Regions from separate parts of the Mus musculus genome. Here region 2 is linked to region 1. A link is a loop called in an ENCODE intact Hi-C map of the cell type or tissue named here. Cell type or tissue: left cerebral cortex. All regions are shown on one strand. Each heading gives the region's core, and the rest is flanking DNA. Links, peaks and the distances in the headings are about the cores only. Region 1 has its middle 150 kb from the start of Lhcgr. Region 2 overlaps Lhcgr (luteinizing hormone/choriogonadotropin receptor).

Region 1 (10,372 bases), core at 940-8,939:
ACAGACAGACCAGGATTTAATTCAAGATCTGTCATTACCTATAAAATTAAATTCATAATATTGACCTTTCCAGATTGCTGTGAAGATAAAAATGAAATAGTGTATGTAAAGGACTCTGCAAGGGCATCTGTTATTTTTATTTTCATTTTCATCGCAGTCACGGGCAGTGCTGTGAGCTGCCCTGGGCTTCCTCTCATCAGAATCATTTGTCAGCTGTACTCTGCATTTCATCTCCAGAACGAGCCTTTCATCTTCCCCTCCACATGACTGGTGGCTATGTTATCTATCCCCCCTTGCTTTGGCACTCAGTGTCTCCCTCCTCAATAACTAACAGATATGTGAATACGGTCATGATCGTCCACCTGTGCTAGTACTAATTCTTGCAAGTTATTTCTCCATATAAGGAAGCTGTTCATATCACATGACACCTGCCCCATGTCCATTAAAACCACATCATTTTGAATAAAAGTTTGTCGCCACCCTCATATGCAATTACGCTACAAACAGGTTTGTCTAGAAATGACAATATTGATTAGAAGAGCAAAGCCCAGCTTTTTAGCAGTAAATAAAACATATACATTTTCACCAAATTGAGAACCCAGATAGCAAAAAATTAATAATGATGATGATAATAATAAACAATAAATAGTAGTAAAAACGGATGATGGAAAGCTAGATAACACTGAATCACAGCATCAGAAGCGCGGGGCCGTCTGAGAATGGAGTATGATGTGCAAGAATATGCGACAGAGGCTATTTTAAATGTCATCTCTTCCCATGAGGAAACTTCCTCACTCCTCCAAAGCCAGTTCTGAAAGGGTCTGGTGGAGGCCAGTGATGTCCATCCTCTGTGACAATCACAGGGAATTCGGGGGCAGCTAGGATGGCCTCCTGAAGGCACGGAACATGAACAGCTCATGATTTGTTTCTCCGCTCAAGCCTTCCAGCCCCCAGGATAGCTGCTTGCTTTTCTACCAAACCCAACTCAGCTACTTAGTATATCATCTAAGGCAGCGGTTCTCAACATTCTTAATGTTGTGACCCTTTAATATAGTACCTCACATGGGGTTGACCACAATTTTAACATTATTTTTGTTGCTACTTCATAACTTCAATTTGCTAAGCTTATGAATCATAATTTAAATATCATATCTGCAGGGTATCTGATATGTAACACCCGGGAAAGGGTTGTTCAACCCCCAAAGGGGTCGAGACCCACAGGTTGAGAACCACTGATCTAAGGTTTTCCTGTCCAGTGCTTTTGTTGTCTGTGTCTGTTGCTCAACATACCAACTACTTTCCCACCACCTCACTTCTGTTCACACCATGCCCACCGTTGCCTGTGCCAATCCCCTCTAACACCTCAGTTCTCCAAACTCTTACCCGACTGGCCCAGTGTTTTGATTTGTTACTACCCTCTCATTAATTAAACTGTCATTCATTGTAACGAGGGGTAGGGATGTATCCATTTCTGGAAACCCTATCGTTCCCAAATAATAATGGGGTCCTAAGTATTCAATGAAGGCCATTGAGCATGGGCGCACTTCTAAGTAAGTCAAGTTGACTATAAATGATGTTTCTCTTTTTAAAGGAGCAAAAAAGAAAAAGAGAAGGAAGTAGAAATACTATTCGGTGAATAGTTGCTAGCAACTGCGTGGTGCTTTTCAGTTGCAATGCCGGAAGATTGTGCTACCAAGTTCTTTGGATTTTTTTCATCCCAAGGAAGTCAAAAAGTTCCACAAAATATGTGTACTTTGTCAGTGACAGAACATAATTAAAACCAGAGTTTCTGAGTTCAAAACATGTTCTTGCCAAGGTTTATCATCAGCACCATTGTCCCCAAGGCCATGCCTGAGTGAATCAGTGGCCAGAACCATTTACCTACAGAGACACCTCTTGGAATCAACTCTGCTTACACATATCAAAAAGCCTTAATGTGTTCTCTGACCCCTGCACAGAATGTGCCCTCAAGTGGGCAAACAGCAGCCCTTCTGCGGGCCCTCCTTTCATGTCTGTTCTCCATCACTGGCCAATTCATAGTTAGGTTAATGGTGAAACTTGAGTCATCTAAACTTGCAAAGAATGAAGAGGACAAATGAGGGATAGAAAGTGCCCTTGATCCACTCCCTCCTAGACACATGCCTCTGAGCAAATGTCTGCAGTTCCCTGAGATTTCTGTAACTCGGCATTCTTTAAAAGCTCCTCAACATTCTCTAGTACTAAATGTTTGGATTTTCACTTTTTTTCAAAAACAATTTTTAATAGATATTTTCTTCATTTACATTTCAAATGGTATCCCAAAATTCTCCTATACACTCCCCCCGCCCTGCTCCCCAACCCACCCACTCCAGCTTCCTGGCCCAGGCATTCCCCTGTACTGGGGCATATGATCTTCACAAGACCAAGGGCCTCTCCTCCCATTGATGGCCGACTAGGCCATCTTCTGCTACATATGCAGCTAGAGACACAAGCTCTGGGGGTACTGGTTAGTTCATATTGTTGTTCCTCCTATAAGGTTGCAGACCCCTTCAGCTCCTTGGGTACTTTCTCTACCTCCTTCATTGGGGGCCCTGTGTTCCATCCAATAGATGACTGTGAACATCCACTTCTGTATTGGCCAGGCACTGGCATAGCCTCACAAGAGACAGCTATATCAGGGTTCTGTCTGCAAAATCTTGCTGGCATATGCAATAGTGACTGGGATTGTTTATGGGATGGATCCCCAGGTGGGGCAGTCTCTGGGTGTTCCTTCCTTCCGTCTCAGCTCTGAACTTTGTCTCTGTAACTCCTTCCATGGGTATTTTCTGTCCCCATTCTAAGAAGGAATGAAGTATCCACACTTTGGTCTTCCTTCTTCTTGAGTTTCATGTGTTTTGCAACTTGTATCTTGAGTAGTTTTAAGTTTCTGGGCTAAAATCCACTTATCAGTGGGTGCATATCATGTGTGTTCTTTCGTGATTGGGTTACCTCACTCAGGATGATATCCTCTAGATCCATCCATTTGCCTAAGAATTTCATAAATTCAGTGTTTTTGATAGCTGAGTAGTACTCCATCGTGTAAATGTACCACATGTTTGGATTTTCAAATTAAAGAGCAGTGTAGATCTTATCTCCTTGGGAAGAAATAAGCCAAATAATTAAAGTTACTTTTAAAGAATGGCTTAAAAAAAAACCAACGTGTAACTCTTGAAAAAAATTAAATATAAAATGAACATGTGCTAAATATTTTATCAGCCCATTAATTAACATGAGAACCAGCAAGACTTTATGATGCATTCAGAAGAAAATTCAAAACACATGCTTAAACAAACCCTGAGACGAATTTACAACCAACCAACCATGGTCAACATCTAGCAATAATCACTTGGATTTCATAGGGCAACCTATTTTAATTTCCAAGAGCCAGGCACCCCCTGCATTACACATTGCACCTCAACTTACAGAGATTGGAAGACAGTTGGTAAAGGGGTCACTGGTGCTCTCAAGAAGGCCCAGGAGCCAAGGGCACTTGTGAAGCCCGGGGAACCGAGTTCGTTTTCTGTACCACACAGTGGAAGGCGAGAACTGACTCTGAGGGTTGACGTCTTACTTCCAAATGCATGACACAGCACTTCCTGCATACACACAAAATAACTTTAATTTTTTTTTAAATAGCCACTACAGCAATGAAATAATCCAGTTAGACATACTAGACAATACCTAGAATAATCTATCTCTCTCTCTCTCTCTCTCTCTCTCTCTCTCTCTTTCTCTCTCTCTCTTTATTCCTCTCCTCTCTCCAGGAGACCACTGAAAAATCTCTTGCTAATTTTCTACTTTTTAACATGGTTTATACACTCAACCCTGAGCAAGGAGAGAGGTGAGAAAATTGCATAAAGTGTTCCAGTGCAAGTCTCCCTACCCGTTACCCCAAAGCTTCAACGCTAAGGAATTCAGTTTAGGATTCCTGCTACCTGACTTATTTAAATAAGAAGAAAAAAACAATCAGTGCTACCTAGGAAACTTGAACATAAAAATCCCAAGGGCACATAGCAGAAATGCAGACTCCCCAGTTCACACCTCCACTCTCCTAAGTCAGGGCCTACATTCTAGCTATGATCTTTGTGTGTTTTACATGAAAAGAAATTTCTCAAATCAGTGTTTCATTTCGACCAGGCATCAGGCAGCTGTGTCATTTCAGCAAGTCAGTTCACTTCTCTAGGCCTTGACTTCCTTACTGTGAAGTAAATGGATCACTGGACTTGACAGCCCCCTTGTGCCTGATAAATCCATTTACGAAGGCTTTCTCCAGGACATCAAGCTCCAGGGCCAATGCCCTGCCATCAGCCTGAACCATGAAAAGATTTGGCTAAGCCTGATTTACATTTTTCTCTTGTGTCCTTCTCTGAGAAGAATAAATTGACACAGTGACCCTAATGACATTACCTCTGTCTCTAGAGCAGCAACAATGTGCCGGGCTTCCCTGGGAGCCAAATGAGTATGAAATCTTGCCATCTGCTTTCAACTCAGGAATCTCCACAGTTTAGGGGACTGACTGAGTGCATTACTGTTAGAGTCGCAAAATAATCAATTCTGACAAGGAAGATTCAGATATGCTTTGCAAATTATAAAAACACGCAAATTCCCTGACAACCTGATAAGGTGACAAAAGAGAATTTCCAGCTTGTTATGTTTAATGTATTTGTTTTCCTCAGTCGAGCTGGCCTGCTCCGCTGGGAACTTCTGACCCAGTGCTGCATATACCAGCCTAGGGCTTCTCAGAGCCTCTGCCTCACCATGGCAACACAGAGCTCCCTCTGTGCTGTGTCAGAACTACAGCTACTCCTTGTTTGAGGGAAATGCTGGCGGGGGGTGGGGGGGGGGTGGGTTCTTGCAAGGAAGCTTCCACATTCCAATGCAGTGCAGATGATCTTTCTATTTTACCCACGTGGATGCAAAATCTATGTAAAGAACAAAAGAATTTGGAACCACAAGTTCCCATGGCAATATCCAAACTCTCACGGATCCTGTATTACCATACTCATCAAAGAGAACCAAGAGCCAGCTATGGCCCTTTGTCACTCAGTGCATGTTTTAGAACGCTCCTTGCTGCCTTGTGTCTCCTCAGATTATTGAACCACTAATGGGAATCTGTAGAACAAGTGTGTTTGCCAGATCAGTGCTTAGGTTTTGAGTTGAGTGGTGAGCAGGCTGACAGTCCCAAATCTCACCTGATGCTCAGATGATGGACCTAGAGTTCAGAGAATACACCTACACTTCTATACAGAGACATCAGTGGCTTCCACATGTAATTTCCACAGTGGTACTTGGTCTGAGCCTGACAGTGAAGAATGCTAGGAAAAAAACAAAACCACTTCTCTTCATATCCCCCTGTTTTGACTCTCCCCTATAAAATAGGAGCATTTATTTGATGCTCAAAAAAGAAATTACTTTTATAGCAAGAATATAAAGAGAAAAAAGTACCCAGTTCATTTGCAGCTTTTGAATTTCAAAACAGACTTTTCAATCTGTATCAGAAAAACTAGCTTGAAAGGCAAAGCCGTCACTAGGGAATACTGGCCTGCCTAAGAAATAAGGACTACCATGCTTCTGAAAGCCCAGCAAGTGTCGGCCAGAAAGCTTTGAAAGAATCAGGGACTTGGGAATCAGAGCCATGAAGAAATGCAAGAGTTCATTTGCATATTTACAAGGTCCAGGCATTAGCAATGAGGAGGCAAATTAGACTCTGAGTTTTGATTGTGTTTGATATAACGTAGAACCACCTGGCAAGACTCTCAGGGAGGGACTGCCTTGACAGGACTGGCCTGCAAGAGTGAGATGTCTGTGGGAATTATCTTCACTACATTAACAGGCATGGGGGGCTCTGACCAGTGTAGGTAGGGGTGGAGAGAGTAGACTGCGCACAGACATGTAGTAATTCACTGCTCTCGGCTCTTGTCTGTGATGTTATGTGACTAGCTGCTTCAAGATCCTGCTGCCTTGATTTCCTGAAACAATCGACTGACTGTAAATTATTTTGAGCTAAAATAAACACTTTTCCCCCTAAGTTGGGTTTTTATTTTATCACAGCAGTGGAAATTAAATGAAGATAGACCTCACTATAAGCCATTGGCAGTTAACAGAAACTGGGTGGTAGACTGCCTTGCTAGAATAAGCTAGGACATGGCTATAGGTCCTAATGTCCTCCCCACACTGTGAGACATGGTATAAAATCTTGATAAAATCCAGACAAGTAAAATGGGCCAAAAGCATACGTAGACACAATCACAGAGACCAAGGAACCTGATAAGAGGCAAGAACACTGACAAATTAGGTATGAGGAGACACAACGCTGGGTGAAATATCCATACTGGTTAGCTTAATTCAAAATAGGGGAGAAAATCCTGCAACTGGAGCAATTTAATGAATTAACAAATCACAGAGTTTTCTTCCATTAGCCAGTCTTTAAGTAAGATGACTGACATGTGAAATAGTAGCCATAAGTTAAGCCTAGATATCTGCTGAACTTCCCTGAACTGCCAGGATAAGGGAGTGCATATTGGATAAGAAGATGGCTACCAGCTGACGTAAACATTCATGGAAGAAACATGTAAGTAATGTTGAGGGTGATAGCCAGTGTAAAATTCTCTTGGCCTAAGGAATTGTGAGTCAGTGTGCCTGGGAACTAGGTAAGAAAGGCCCCCAAACCAGTGTATTAAATCAATGGATAGACTAAAGAATTTGCCCTTGGCTGGTACTATTGGAAAAACTTTAAAAGATGGGACTTGTCATTGGGGGTGTGCCTTTGAGAGATCACAAGACCCCAAGCCAGAGTGTAAATAGCTCCAATCTGGCCATTTTATAGTTTCAATTGGAAATATCTGTCACATGATCATGTGTCGAATACTTTATCCTCAGTGGGTATCAATATTTTAATGTGGCTACTTTTCAAGGTAGCAGGAGAACTTGGCATTTTCACGTGGCACTGGTTTTTCCATGAGTGAAAAATCCATAAGGGGAATTTCACTAATATTTCAGAGAAAAGCCTGCAGAGTCAAGTGATATGTAAGAGATCCCCTCAGGAAGTCTCAGCAGGCTATACATGAGGCTGTGAAGGTAACTCTATTGTTGCAACAGACACCAACGAATCCAGGATGTTGGAGATGCAGGAATGTGGAAACTATTCTTGAGGAAACCAACAGGTACAAAATGAAACCAGTTATGAAAGACACTATGTATTTCAGATGACAACACCATAGGGGTAGGACTGACAGAGCCCACTGGGGCCCACTGATGACACACCCTGTGCCTCAGATATTGCCCTTCCAGGCTGCAGTCTTGCTTTGGTCCAGTCTTACCTTGATGCTTTCCTGGTCCTTCTGTTTGGAATAAAGATTTTGCCTTTGTGCTTTGTACATTGGAAGTTTGTAACTTTCTTTTTGATTTGATAGAGACTTAATATTAAGAGGTTGCCTTCAAACACATAAGTGGATGCTCACAGTCAGCTATTGGATGGATCACAGGGCCCCCAATGGAGGAGCTAGAGAAAGTATCCAAGGAGCTGAAGGGGTCTGCAACCCTATAGGTGGAACAACAGTATGAACTAAGCAGTACCCCGGAGCTCTTGTCTCTAGCTGCATATGTATCAAAAGATGGCCTAGTCGGCCATCACTGGAGAGGCCCATTGGACACACAAACTTTATATGCCCCAGTACAGGGGAACGCCAGGGCCAAAAAGTGGGAGTGGGTGGGTAGGGGGGTGGGGGGAGGGTATGGGGGACTTTTGGGATAGCATTGGAAATGTAAATGAGGAAAATACCTAATTTTAAAAAAGAGGTTGCCTTCAGTATCAGAAAATACTTTGGCCTTTGGGGTTTTGAATAGTATTGGAACTGATAAGACTGGGAACTTTTGAGGTTAGACTAAATATGTGTTTGCCTTCTGAAATAGTTATGAGCCTATGAGCACAGCTGCATGGTGCAGTTTGGAAGAGAAAGCGCTCCCAGAGGTTTTGAATACTTGTTCCCAGTTACGTGGCAATATTTTGGAAGGCTGTGGGGCTCTTAAAAAAATAGAACACAACTGATAGAAGTGGGTCGCTATAGACAAGCCTTTGAAGGTCAAAAGGTAGCCCCGCCGAGGTTTTGCCACTTTCTGCATCCTGGTCTTCCACTAGATGAACAGTGTGACCATGTGAACAGCCACTGCCAACATAAACTCTGGCATGCCTTTCCCACTGCAGAGAGTTAAAAAGCCAGGGGCCATCAGCAAACCAACATTCTCTTCCTAAAGGATCTACTATAAAGTATTTGACCACAATGATACCAAACTCAGTAATATACACCATGCTGGTCTGATTCACACCACATACCACAGACCCACATGCATGAACCTGTACTAGAACACACCCCCCAAGCCAAGGTGAGTCTTTCTCCTTAAGACAATTATCTATGTTTGCCAAGGTGTGACATGACATGAGATACACTCTACATTGGGCCAAGACTTCTGTATGAATAAGGTTTAACTGAATCCTGAGAGCAAGTAATGGGGATGTTGTCAAGGACTGTAAACAAAGGAACTGGATCGTCATTTTTATGCTTTTCGCTGCTTTATTTTGTATTTTGTCCATTTTCTGCTGACATTGCCGCAGTCTCAATCCCCACATGCACTCATGCACTCCCAAGACCCCAGAGCCTATTGCCCAACACTGCAGGAGTTATTCAGCTGCTGGCCTTTCTTCCATCCCTTCAGAGTATTCTCTGCCTGTCGTCTGTGCAACAGCTCAGTGAGGTTACTTTACTAGCTGAGACAGGAGAACAGATATGATTGCAATGAGGTTGTGGTCAAAGGCTAAAGGAAGGCCTAATCTTGCCAGTAATTACCCCATCCCATATCAGGAAAGTTCTAGACAGGTGTTCAAGGGGAACAAATGAAGTGTGGAGACCAGCATGCTGGTTTATTCATAGTCACTCAGGAATGATTTTCAGGGAGCTCTGATTAAAGGCTGGGTTCAGTCAAGGTTCAGGTCAAAATGAGGTCTCCTATTTACTTCCTCCCTCTCACTTCTAAGTGTGGCAGCCGAGATATTCGTAACTGACTCCTGAGAATAAGAGAAATTGGTGAGCTCATAAGAAGAAGTTAGAACTGAGATCTGACCCTTTTAGGCATAATTAACCTCAGCCCCTTTGTGGCCTAATCAAGGTCTCAGGCTCTGACCCATAACTTTAGCAGCAGGGGTTTGTGTCTGAAACCCCAGACTTGCCAGGGAATGGGAAAGGCAGAAGTATCCAATCCAGCACCATCACAGTACTTTGGGGTATATAGTTAATCCACACGTCTAAAATCAATCAGATAGCTGTAACCCATCGAGAGAAAGGTGGGGAGTGTTCAAGGACTTCTTTCTCAAAGTGCTGCTGTGAAAATCTCTCGTGTAAAGGAATGGTCCTGTCAGCTTGGTACTAGTTAGATTTGTCCATAGCATATGGCCTGACCTGGGGAATTCTGGAAGATGGTTGTAGGAGTGGGCTCTAAAGGGGTTACCCTACCCTTGCAAATTCCAGAGAGAAGAAATCCCATGTAGGAAAATTGTTGCATGGGGAGGGGTAACAAAAACCTTTCCAGATATTCTCAAAATTTATACCCTAGAAACTACTTTAATCTCTCCATCTTTTTTGTAAGATTTGTTGTGCCAGGAAATGTTCATGCTCCCTAAAAAGACCACCAAGGAACCAATTCCAATGCAATCACATGTGGGTCTCTATAGTCAAAATAGAGCTTGAATGAAGCTCGAGCACCACTGTCTCTCACCCAGGAGAATGGGAAGGGATCCAAGCCCAGTTTTGGGCGAGTATTTATAGAGGCAAGAAGGGGGTAACCAGCCTGGTACAATCTGATTGGGGGGACCATTGTGGCCTTTTATATAATTGGCTGGTACTGGAAGCCAAACCATAAACTTAACTTCTGCTTTCCTCCTGATTGGTGGTGAAGTGTCAGGTTTAGGCTTCTAACCTAGAGATGCAGATTTGTTGGGGAATAACCTGGAAACTGGTGCTATACTCAGGTCCTTTTCGGGGATAGCCTGGAAACTGGTGCTATACTCAGGTCCTTTTCGGGGATAGCCTGGAAACTGGTGCTAGGTACTGGCCTGTTAATTAAGTTGAGTTCTGTAAGGTGCATTCTGAACCCAAAAGATCAGGTCTCTCCATATCATATCCAGGATGACTTGCATGAAAAGTCAATTCAAGGGAAAAATGCACATATTTCCATTATTATGCTATAATTAAGTATAATTGTTTACTTATAATTTAATGTATAAGCAAAGTTTAACCATTTTTAGAGAACTCCCCCCCAAAAAAAACACTGGATCAAACACTAATTTGTGGTCTGTTTTATA
Region 2 (10,372 bases), core at 1,646-9,645, 170 kb after region 1:
CCATTTACTTGGTGTCCTACCCTATCTCGATGAAATCTCTCAACAAGATAGGAATTGCTATTCCAGTTGAATTAAGGAAGAATCTGAAACAGAGTCGAGGAAAGTATACTATATATACTATGCACACACAGCACACCCATACTACATACACATACACCATACACATACTACACACACATACACACATACATTTGCACACCATCCACATATACACTACACACACATGCATAATATACACACAATACACACTAAATGCATATACTGTACATATATATACTACACATACACTATACACACACTGCACAGACATACTACACACACTACACACACATACACATATAATGCACACACTACAAACACACACACACACACACACACACACACTTACCACTGTTCGTGAACCTGGAAAACAGCCAGCCCTAACCCTTAAGCTTTTACTGTTTTCTTTTCCAGATCTCTCACCTATCTCCCTGTCAAAGTAATCCCATCACAAGCTTTCAGGGGACTTAATGAGGTCGTAAAAATGTAAGTAAGATACTGAATATCAAAAGCCATTTATAATTGAAACAATGAATTTTTTTCAAAGAGAAAATGTAGTTGCAAGAGAATAATTTTTCTAAGAGAGAAACTGTGTTTAGGAAACCCAACTATTTTTAATCTTTGTAATACAAATAATATCTAGTAGCCTTTGAAGAAGTGGTATGATTTTCAAGAGTCATTAAAATCCAGATAATTAACCTTGCTTCAAAGAATTGAATGCATTTTGATAAGTGATAATATTCTTTTTAAGTAGAAAAGAGATAGATTTCAATCATGAAAGTCCCTCTGTGCTACAGCAACTATTCCCCGATGTCACTCTCTTTTGATAATTCCCACGTTGATGAAAACATGTTAAAAGTTTATTGTGCATTGTAAGATAATCATTGCATGTAAAATAGAATGAGGACAGGAAAAAAGCTCAGCTTTTCTAGCTGTGCTGATAAACAGCGTGAACCAAAAGTGTGAAGTGGCCCAGTGATGCTGTATGATCTCGGTTCCTCTGAGGGCCTCTTGTTCCTGGGTCTCAGCTTCCAGACCCTTGTAGACTTCATAATACTCAGATAGACGCCTCTAGGAGAGAGAATGCTGTATCATCCCTATTAACATTAGCCTGAGTCCAATAGGCTCAGCCGATGGCCAGTTCCTCCCCACCAGTGGGCCATCACTAAACAATCTAAATGACTGTCAAAGCAGATTCACACGCCCTAGAAAAATTGTACTGACCATTTGGCTCTGTGAGGAGCAGAGGAGACCTCTGCTGTCCCTTAAGGTATTAGCAAGCAATGATACCATTACAAATATTATCATTATCAAACGTACTTCCAGCTCTGGCTGTGGAGTTCAGTTCCCAGCGTCACATTCTGTGGCTGCCTGTAACTTCAGCTCCAGGGGGTCCAATGCCATCTTCTGGCCTCTGAGGGTATCTTCACACACATTCACATACACAGAGAGAAATACACACAACACATAAAATAAATCTTTTTTTAAAAAAAGTCCTCAATAACAGCGTGGTTACAGGAAGCTCACTATGGGTTTGTGTTTGAGCGCTTCGGCTTTGATGTTTAGATGTTCTGGGTGTTCGTAACTTTTAATGCATTGAGACCTCCTACGAAAAGCAGGAGCAGTTAAATAAGCAGGCTATCAGATATGGATGAAACAGCCCAGGAGCCATCCATGACAAGACTGTTGCCTTAGGCGCTGCCTTTCTGTGAGCTGAAGCTTTCTTGGCGTCTGATGCCTTCTGTGAGCGTTAACCTTAGGGATGCACAGAACCACACTTGTGTATCGGAGACTCTTTCCTCACCTGCCAGCAAATGGCAGCTTTTGTGGGAATTTTGACATTACCACCATGCCTGGGTTTGATCTATGCCAAAACTGGTTCATTTACTTTTCTGCCTTTCTTAAGAAATAAATTTAGCCAGTAGTCCACTTGCCTCCTTATTCATTCAATCTGTAGCTGTGTACCAAGCGCTATGAAGCCACCAGGACTCAGATGAGAGTAGAAGGGATTTCTAGTTGTCAATTTGTTTCCAGACTGAGAAACTAGAGGAAAACGATGTTCAGAATCCATAACGTGATTCCGCCATCCATACTGCAACTACCTTGAAAGAATCTCAGAAATGGGTTTTGAGAAATCAAGAGTTAAGTTATGAAGCAGCTAATTCAATGCAAAGTAAAGCCTTACTGAAGTGATGCGTGGGCACCTCAGAGATCTCAATTGTAGCCTAGCACCATCGTGTAATTAGCATATTGCTTTCCGGAGCTGTCAAGCAAGAGAACCTGACCAGACATTTTTTTAAAAGATCCTATGCACTTCTAACAATGTGTGATTCAAACAACCAAGAGAACAGACTTTTATATGAATGGGTACAACCGAAACTTATATTTTAATTGCACTAGAGTTGTAGATATCCATTTATATTCTTATAGGGAACTGTTAGCCTTTACTGATGTAGGAACAAATTCTACATTCCTGTTCCTTCTCAGAGGACACAAGACACACACACACATGCACACACACACATCATTATCACAAGGAAATATTCATGTCTCTCATGTGGTTTTTTTTTTTTCCATCTTCCCTAGTGAAATCTCTCAGAGTGATTCCCTGGAAAGGATAGAAGCTAATGCCTTTGACAACCTCCTCAATCTGTCTGAAATGTAAGCATCAGCTAACAGATAGCTTATTGCTGTACACTATTATCCTGGCTGCTGGGAGCCCACTTGGTATTTCTGTTCAAGCATCCAAAGCTAGGAATCCAAGAGGCAAAGACGGCAACAATTACTAGGTCTGGGCAGGAACTAATCTCTGTCCCTGCTGTGGTCTGAGAGTTGCTATGGTGACAACTGCTTTTCCCTAGGAACTGTGTAAACTCTGAAACATCAACAACACAATGCTGGAAATTAAAATTGACATTGTGAAGTCCTGCCAAGTAGTTCTTGCCTCATGGGGGTTGGGGAAGGGGTATGGAATACTTAGAGTAGGTGGGAAGTTTGAAGGGAGCTTAGAGATCTTGAGTTGGCTCATCAGGGGCTGTTCAGGCCCAGTCATTCTTTCAAGTAAGTGCTATGTTAATAGTAACCATGACAAGCCTTGTGTTAAGCCTGTGAAGAGTCGGCTCATTGGACTTTATTGGTGTTATTATTGTTAGATTTAGTCTCAAAAGTACATGTTTCCAAATGATCATACACAGACATGCCCAACTCAAGAAAGACTTCAGCTTCCAAGTGATGAGCCTACATTAGTAACTCACTTGCCTGAGGTTATACAGCAGGTTAGTATCAGAGCTAGACTAGACACTAGGTCACATGACTTACAAACCAGACTTCATATGCCACCACAGAGGGCTCCCACCAAGGCTTCCTGCAGGACCCTCAGATTCCCCTGTAGGCAAGTTGAAAGGAAGGAAAGGGTGTACATAGAATGCTTGTCCTCTCTACTGCTTGGCATTTCCTCTAAGTTGTATCTCTGCTTTCATGGCTGCCCACCATAGTTAGACCATTACCATTTTGTCCAGAGAACAGAATGGAAGCTGGGAGAGTGTGTGGATACTTTAGACACTGGCTGGGCTGAGATTAAACTCCAACCCCATCTTTCTCTAAAGCTTGTGTGTTTTCCATTACACTAGAAGGACTCCATCAATGGTCCAGTGAGTAACTATCTAAGCTGATTGATTAATTAATAAGCACAGGAGTACCTAATCTATTGCATGTCTTGGCCTAAGAGCTGCTGGAACACAGAGAAGTTGAAATACAAATATCCAACAGGACATGACAGGATAGCCATAGAATTGAGAGTAATTCACCAAACAATTACAGAAAAAGCCAAACAATGGGTAATTAAATTTCAAAGAAATTGTCTGGACTTACTGTGCTTTGTACACAGGGTTCATTCTTTGGTAGATGACTGTGCAGTCCCAAACCTAAAATTCTGCAATATTCACAGGCTTCCCAGATAATGCTGAAACATCATCAGGCCAGCAAGTGATAAACAAAGAAAGACATCAACTGAGAAGAAAGTAAAGCCCTCTCCTGAGGATGTTTGTGGGCTTTTAAAGGAGGCCCAGAGACGTGCATGGAAGCCTCATTCAGTCTCTATGCCTTGTCCATGGTGGTATCTTGCATAGCTAGGGCAAGTGCTTGATACGAATAGACAATAAATGTTGATAGAATGTGTGACTGTATGAGTAAATGTTCTATGGTTAGTCCTCGGAGACAACCTCTCGCTTGTCTGACTGATGATCACTTGATTCAGTTATTAGAAGATCACTACCACAGAGTAACTCACATCTAAAGACTCCAACCTTATGTCCATGTTCCAAGCGTCAATAGTCACTATAGTATGAGTGTTATACTTGGAATCGGAAAAACTAGATCCCATTCGAGTCCTGTTACTCTTCAAATGAATGATAAGTCATTCAACTTTCACCATCAACATTGGCAGAGACTTTAGTGTAAACCAGTCGCATTTATTCACCAGAACCTACACTATTTGGTGGATTATTGTAAAGGAAACCAGAAGGGAGAGAAAATAAACCATTAGATGGTTGGAAAAGTAATGGCAGAGGGTATTATCATCATCGTCATCATCATCATCGTCGTAGTCATCGTCTTCCAAGGGAAGATAGGAGGATGGGAGTCATACATAGAAAATCATCTACAGAATGAACATAAGGTTCCAGCAATCTGAATCCCAAGGCATCTGTCCTGTGCTATTCTGGATGTGTACCTATCTGGATAACTTCTTAGTGTGCTTACCAACTCAGTATGAACAGACCTGATTTGCCTCCAAGAGCCATATTTATTTGTTCATTCTCCTGGGAACATCACCTCCCATCATGACCAGTGTGCAGGCTCCATAGTGGGCAAGCTCTACTTGGCCAGGAGCACTGGACCTTGGTGTTATCTGGTGTGGAGGAACAGAAGTAAAGATACTCACATATAAACTCCCAGCTAAGATGCCTACGCCTGTCATCTTGGGAGGGAAGGCACAGCCTCTTGGAAATAGCTAGCTGGGTCCTCAGGATAGCCCAGCATCCCAGGAACTTGTATTAGGCATTAAACGTAGTTAATATCATTGGTGGGATTTTAGTCAATAGTGCCTGGTGACCAGTGCTGTGTATCCAGACATCTACTAAACCACTGCCCATCCCCCCTTCTCTCTTCACAGACTGATCCAGAACACCAAAAACCTGCTATACATTGAACCCGGTGCTTTTACAAACCTCCCTCGGTTAAAATACCTGTGAGGAAAATGTTCCTTTATAAACATCTTGGGGGAGAGGGGAGATGGGCATCTGTGAAACTGAATGTGATCAAAATGTTGAAAGTCATTTGGGGGGATTTGTTTATAAGATTTTGTTTCCACGTTTTTAGTGTGTGTGTGTGTGTGTGTAGGTTTGTACAGGCGTGGAGTGCCCACAATGGACAGCAGAGGGCGCAGGACGCTCTGGAGCTTAAGTTACAGGCAGTCGTGAGCTGCTGTGTGGGTCCTGGGAACTGAACTCTGGTCACCTCCGAGAGCAGCAGGCATTCTTAACTACTCACCACTGAGCCATCTCTGCAGCACCCTGAAAAAGGTTTTGGACCAATAGTCAATACTGTGTTTGCCTGTCTCTCCTTGTTAGCCTTCTGGTTTAAATGTAATCAGTACTCCTTGTTTTTACTATTCTGGGAGTTTTTATACACATATAAGGGGCTCCCCACATCCCCTCTGCCCCACACACCAGAGGAGAGCACTGTCCCCTTTGCAGTGGGTTTCATAATTAAATATACCAAGGTTACTGGCTAGCATGACAAATGGAGTCCCACCATAGTCTGACAGCAACCAGCCCTACCAGCAATGTAGGATTCCTAAAATTCACTACAGTCTTAGCTGTGTTGGCAGTGAGTCTTCCCCCGTAGCAAGTCATCCCTACCACACAGAAAAGTTTACACCCTCCTCACAGAGACACCCTTCTCTCTACTTCTTGGTAAACTAAGTTTCAGGAATCCCCAGGGGAGTACCACTTTCACCACCATCTAAACAAAATGAAAAAAGAAAGAGGGGATGAGGAAGGGGCCTGTCTGTGATGACGCATACAGCCAGTCTTGTTCCGAGGAGCCATGCAGAGAGAAAGGGCCTGTCTGTTATGATCTACACAGTCAGTCTTGTTCCAAGGAGCCATGCAGAAGCTGCAGCTAGCTGTCGTATATAATTCTCTATGGATAATTGTAAACCCAAGATGTTTCCCAACCTCCAAGATACCTTGGACACATAAACATCCACCACTTTAGAAGGCATTAAGGATAACCCAGACCCAAATTTGACCAGCACGGCCTCTTATTAGCCAATTGACTTTCATAAATAGCATTTAATCCCAAAATGTGGGACTCCCCAATTCAAGTCCAGACTACATTCTGAACCTCCTGCTAACCCTAGTGTAGACAAGGCAGGAATTGACTCTGAACACCTTTATCCCTGTACCATATTCATTCCTATGAATTAACAGTAACATGGAGATGATCAAGCCCAGAGAGAAACCTGCTGGGGGTCATTGTCATCAGAGAGCCAGGTAGCTCCTATCAGTTGTCTAGAGCACATGTCTACTGGGCTTAAAACTCCACTGGCAGAAGTCCAGAGCCTGCATGCCTCTGACAGAGTCTCACTCTTATAACGAAGTGTTCTTCAATTTCAACTGTCACATGAGTTGCTCTCTCCTTTAGAGGTTAAATAAGAAGCAGAAGCCTTGAGTGTCTCCATCCACAAAAAAGAATGTTCAATGGTTTCAATGAGATACTAGGAAGAACTTCCTGAACCACAAAGTAGATAAGTAAAGTTTCTAATAATGAAGGGTATAGGTTTCTCAAAACATTAATCTTCCTGCAACGATTGAGTTAAAACCTGCCCAAAAGGAGAAAGTTCCTTTCTGGAACTATCTGTAGTATGGAGCACAGTCGTTATCAGGAGGGAATGAACTGCAATCCAACAGGAAAATGCAATGGCTTTAAAGGAAGACTGACTGGAAATGCAAAGCCAAAACACCCAGAAGCACGGTCTCAGCCCTAAACCTCTAAAGAGGAGCCCTTACGGGGACCTCTCCTAGCCATGGAGCCCTTTCAGTTCTGATGGTCTTCACCAGCTAAAAGTGTAACTCAGAAAGCCAAATGCAATATTCTAAAGTTTCATGTGAAAGCGGTGTCTGCCAAGTGCCTTCCTGTTCTCCTCTGTATTCATAACGTAACGATAATCGCTTATACTCTCTGCCCGCATCACCACCCTGCCCTGAATCGCAGGAGCATCTGTAACACAGGCATCCGGACCCTCCCAGATGTTTCGAAGATCTCTTCCTCTGAATTTAATTTCATTCTGTAAGTATCAGGCTGATTGCTATGCGTAACCATTTCCTATTTGCATCTAAAATTTGGGAAGTAAATATTTCTCATTTCTTTCCCCAAGGGAAATCTGTGATAACTTATACATAACCACCATACCAGGGAACGCTTTCCAAGGGATGAATAATGAGTCCATCACGCTGTGAGTACAACCTCTGGATTCTTGCTCTGCCACACAAGCTGCTGCAACTCTCACTTCTAGTCTGAGGTCAGCGTTAGGCTCTGTGATTCACCACATCCCTTAGTCTCTGATGACTTAATCTAGACTGCTGACTGTGGAAGTTGTATGGGACAGCTGCTGGGCCATATGCTAGCATGACAACAAACTGCTGGGTCCGGAGGATGGGCAACATTGACATCCTGTGGGTGAAGTTCTTCCTGCTCAAGGGTAACTCTTGGAGGCTGGACCTTTATTCAAAGATCAAAATATAAAACTGCTAGCAATTTAGACCTAAACTTAATGAGGAATCAAGAATTACCCCCTCATTGGGTATGGGAATTTAATGGAGATGGAGCCAAACAGGAGTGGGAGGGTGTAGACCTTCAAGACATGTTGGGACAGTTCATGGGGAACTGTGAGCTCCTAGAGAGCCTTTCCCATGGACAGGATTCTGCATGTATGCAAAAGAGCTGCGTAGTATTGGTTTCGCAGGGCTATTGCCTGGTGTTGGATGTGATTGTAAGAGAAACAGTGCACACCAGTAGGGTGTAATTGCCCCTCCTCTGAAGCTAATGGGAACCCCAGACTCCGCTCTGCCCAGAGTGCTCTTGGGCCATTGTGTTCCATGTCCCTCCCAGTTCTCGGCCCTGCATCTCACAGGGGTGTGATTAGTCATTTGCTCAGCACTTGTTCTCAGTTGAATGGGCCCTTGTGTAAGTGAAGGGTCATGTGGAGCACCCTGCTGGATAAAGGGTATTATACTTGCTGAGGAAAGCCTTATTTTCCCAGCTATACAGTTCAACTCCTTAATTAGAAAATAATGAAAGCAAGCCTTCTCTTTTCATTATTAGCTGGATTTGTGATTTTGCTCTTGATGGAACCAGTCTGGCCCACCTCCACCCAGATCTTTACCAACTGTGAGCTCATTTAATGAAAACAAAACACCTCTCGTGGTACAGGAAAGGCTCTGAGGGGATAAGGTTAAAACTATGCATTATTCTTGTATGTCCCTTCACAGCCACTGTGGCTTTTCATTACATCTCAAGAGGCCACCTTGACATGTCCCAACCCACTCAACCTGCCCCCCAGGGAGCAGCACTTAGCTGTGCAACTTTTAAAATAATCTGGATGCTGATGGGTTCAGCCAATCACACAAAACAAACAGCCTTGACCATCACTTGAACTCCTCAGGTTAGGAGAAGGTCATGCCAATTGTTTTTCCTAAGATCCTGTAAAATATGACCAGATTTATGACGGCACCCATGACACACCACAGTACAAAGGCAACTGGACACCTCAGTGTTAGTCTCAGATCCAAACACAGCCAACCAAGCAGTGTCAGTCCGGTTGAGCCCAGGCCCCATCTCTATTCAGTGGGATTAGTGACGCCTCCTTTCACAGATATAAGTACCCTCACACTATGTCAACCACATAGTTATCACAATTGCCACAATTATCCACAATTAACACTTCAAACTAACAACCCGGAGCAAGTCAGTTGGGTGAGACCATCTCCAGCAGTTTGGGTTTTGTTAATGCTGTTCTAGTGACAAAACACTCTGAGCAAAAGCAATGGGGCGGGGGGAGGACGGTTTATTTTCTTACACTTCCTGTTATCAGTCTTTTACTAAGGGAACTCAAAGCAACAGAGATGGAGGGATGAAGTGTGATGACTTATTCTCTGGCTCATTCCCAGGCCTGTGCCCCACCAGCTTTCTTCCTCAGCCCAGGTTTCGGGATGGTGCTGCCAACAATGGGCATTGCCCTCTCATATCAATCATCAGTCAAGACAATGCCCCATAAATGTGCCCACAGACGGGTCTGATCTAGGCAATTCCTCATTTGAGCTTTTCCCTTCCCGGGTATTCTACTTTGCTTTGTATTGCTGTGAAACGCCATAACTCGGGAAGGAAGAAGTTTATTTGACTTACACATCCCAATCACGGTCAGGCTATGAGGGAAGTCAGGACAGAAACTGGAGAAGTAAATTAGTTTAGGATTCCATTCATGCATTTCCCTTCCATGCCTCCTCTCCTCCTGGGAGGTCCCTCTGCTTTGTTCTGCTATGCTCAGTTCTGGATCCCTCAAGGAGCTCAAGCAAGTTGTCTGAGTTCATCTGCCTGCATTGCTGGGACTAGATTCAGCCCAAATATTGCCACAGGAGCACTGTGGGGGCCATGTCATCAACCAAGCAGTACATCTTGTCACACTGTCTCAGCACTCGGCCACTGCTTAAGAGTGATCTATCATATGTACGTTCTTTTTGTTCTTCCCAAGTCAACCGTATTGATTCTTTGAGTTGTGACATGCCATTGGCCAAACCTTTAGCACCTGTTGTTTCTTAAGACTGACAAAGAGAATTACACAGTGATTATGCGTCCATCTCATCATTTTTCTGTACTTACTAACCAATACTTCTCATTTTAAATGAGGCTTCCTTTGCTGTCGTCGTTTCTCCTGCATGCTCTCCCTTGTTCTCTCTGCCTGTTTTTTTTTTTAAGTATTACTTGAAATGTGGATTTCTCAAAACTGTATCTGCCACATTAGAATCCATTACTGTCACCTCTCTTTATGAAACCTGCCATCTTCTTTAACGTGGCATATGGTAAAGTCACGTAACTTGACATGCACTTGACTGAGGTAGGGGAGCATGCAAACAGATCGGGCCTGCTGAAAGACAGGCAGCTCAGGCAGCTCAGAGCCTGGGAGAATCATAGAAACCGAGAACCCAGATTATAACAATCAGGTTCACAGCAGCACACGTGAGTCAGACAGCAGCAGGTACCCACACAACCCCTG

The links. Peaks named below come from ENCODE experiments on the same cell type or tissue, not always from the same donor. Only the 100,000 strongest peaks of a DNase experiment are listed, where the experiment ranks them.
Region 2: a loop joins it to region 1, with 2.2 times the contacts of the local background. A loop is called at or near these places in 5 of 42 quality-filtered maps.

The regions. Positions count from the first base shown.
Region 1 is chr17:88,932,358-88,942,729 of GRCm38, reverse strand. No RefSeq gene overlaps it. Among named protein-coding and RNA genes, the nearest start is that of Lhcgr, 150 kb to the right of the region's middle. In left cerebral cortex, for the core only: no CTCF peak of the experiment used is centred there; a DNase peak (open chromatin) is centred at 4,822.
Region 2 is chr17:88,762,165-88,772,536 of GRCm38, reverse strand. It overlaps Lhcgr (luteinizing hormone/choriogonadotropin receptor), which reads left to right. Exons shown (of 11, transcript NM_013582.3): 2 at 454-525; 3 at 2,626-2,700; 4 at 5,210-5,284; 5 at 7,315-7,389; 6 at 7,478-7,555. Among named protein-coding and RNA genes, the nearest start is that of Lhcgr, 25 kb to the left of the region's middle. In left cerebral cortex, for the core only: CTCF peaks have their summits at 5,469 (motif pointing right) and 8,303; DNase peaks (open chromatin) are centred at 2,262 and 8,248.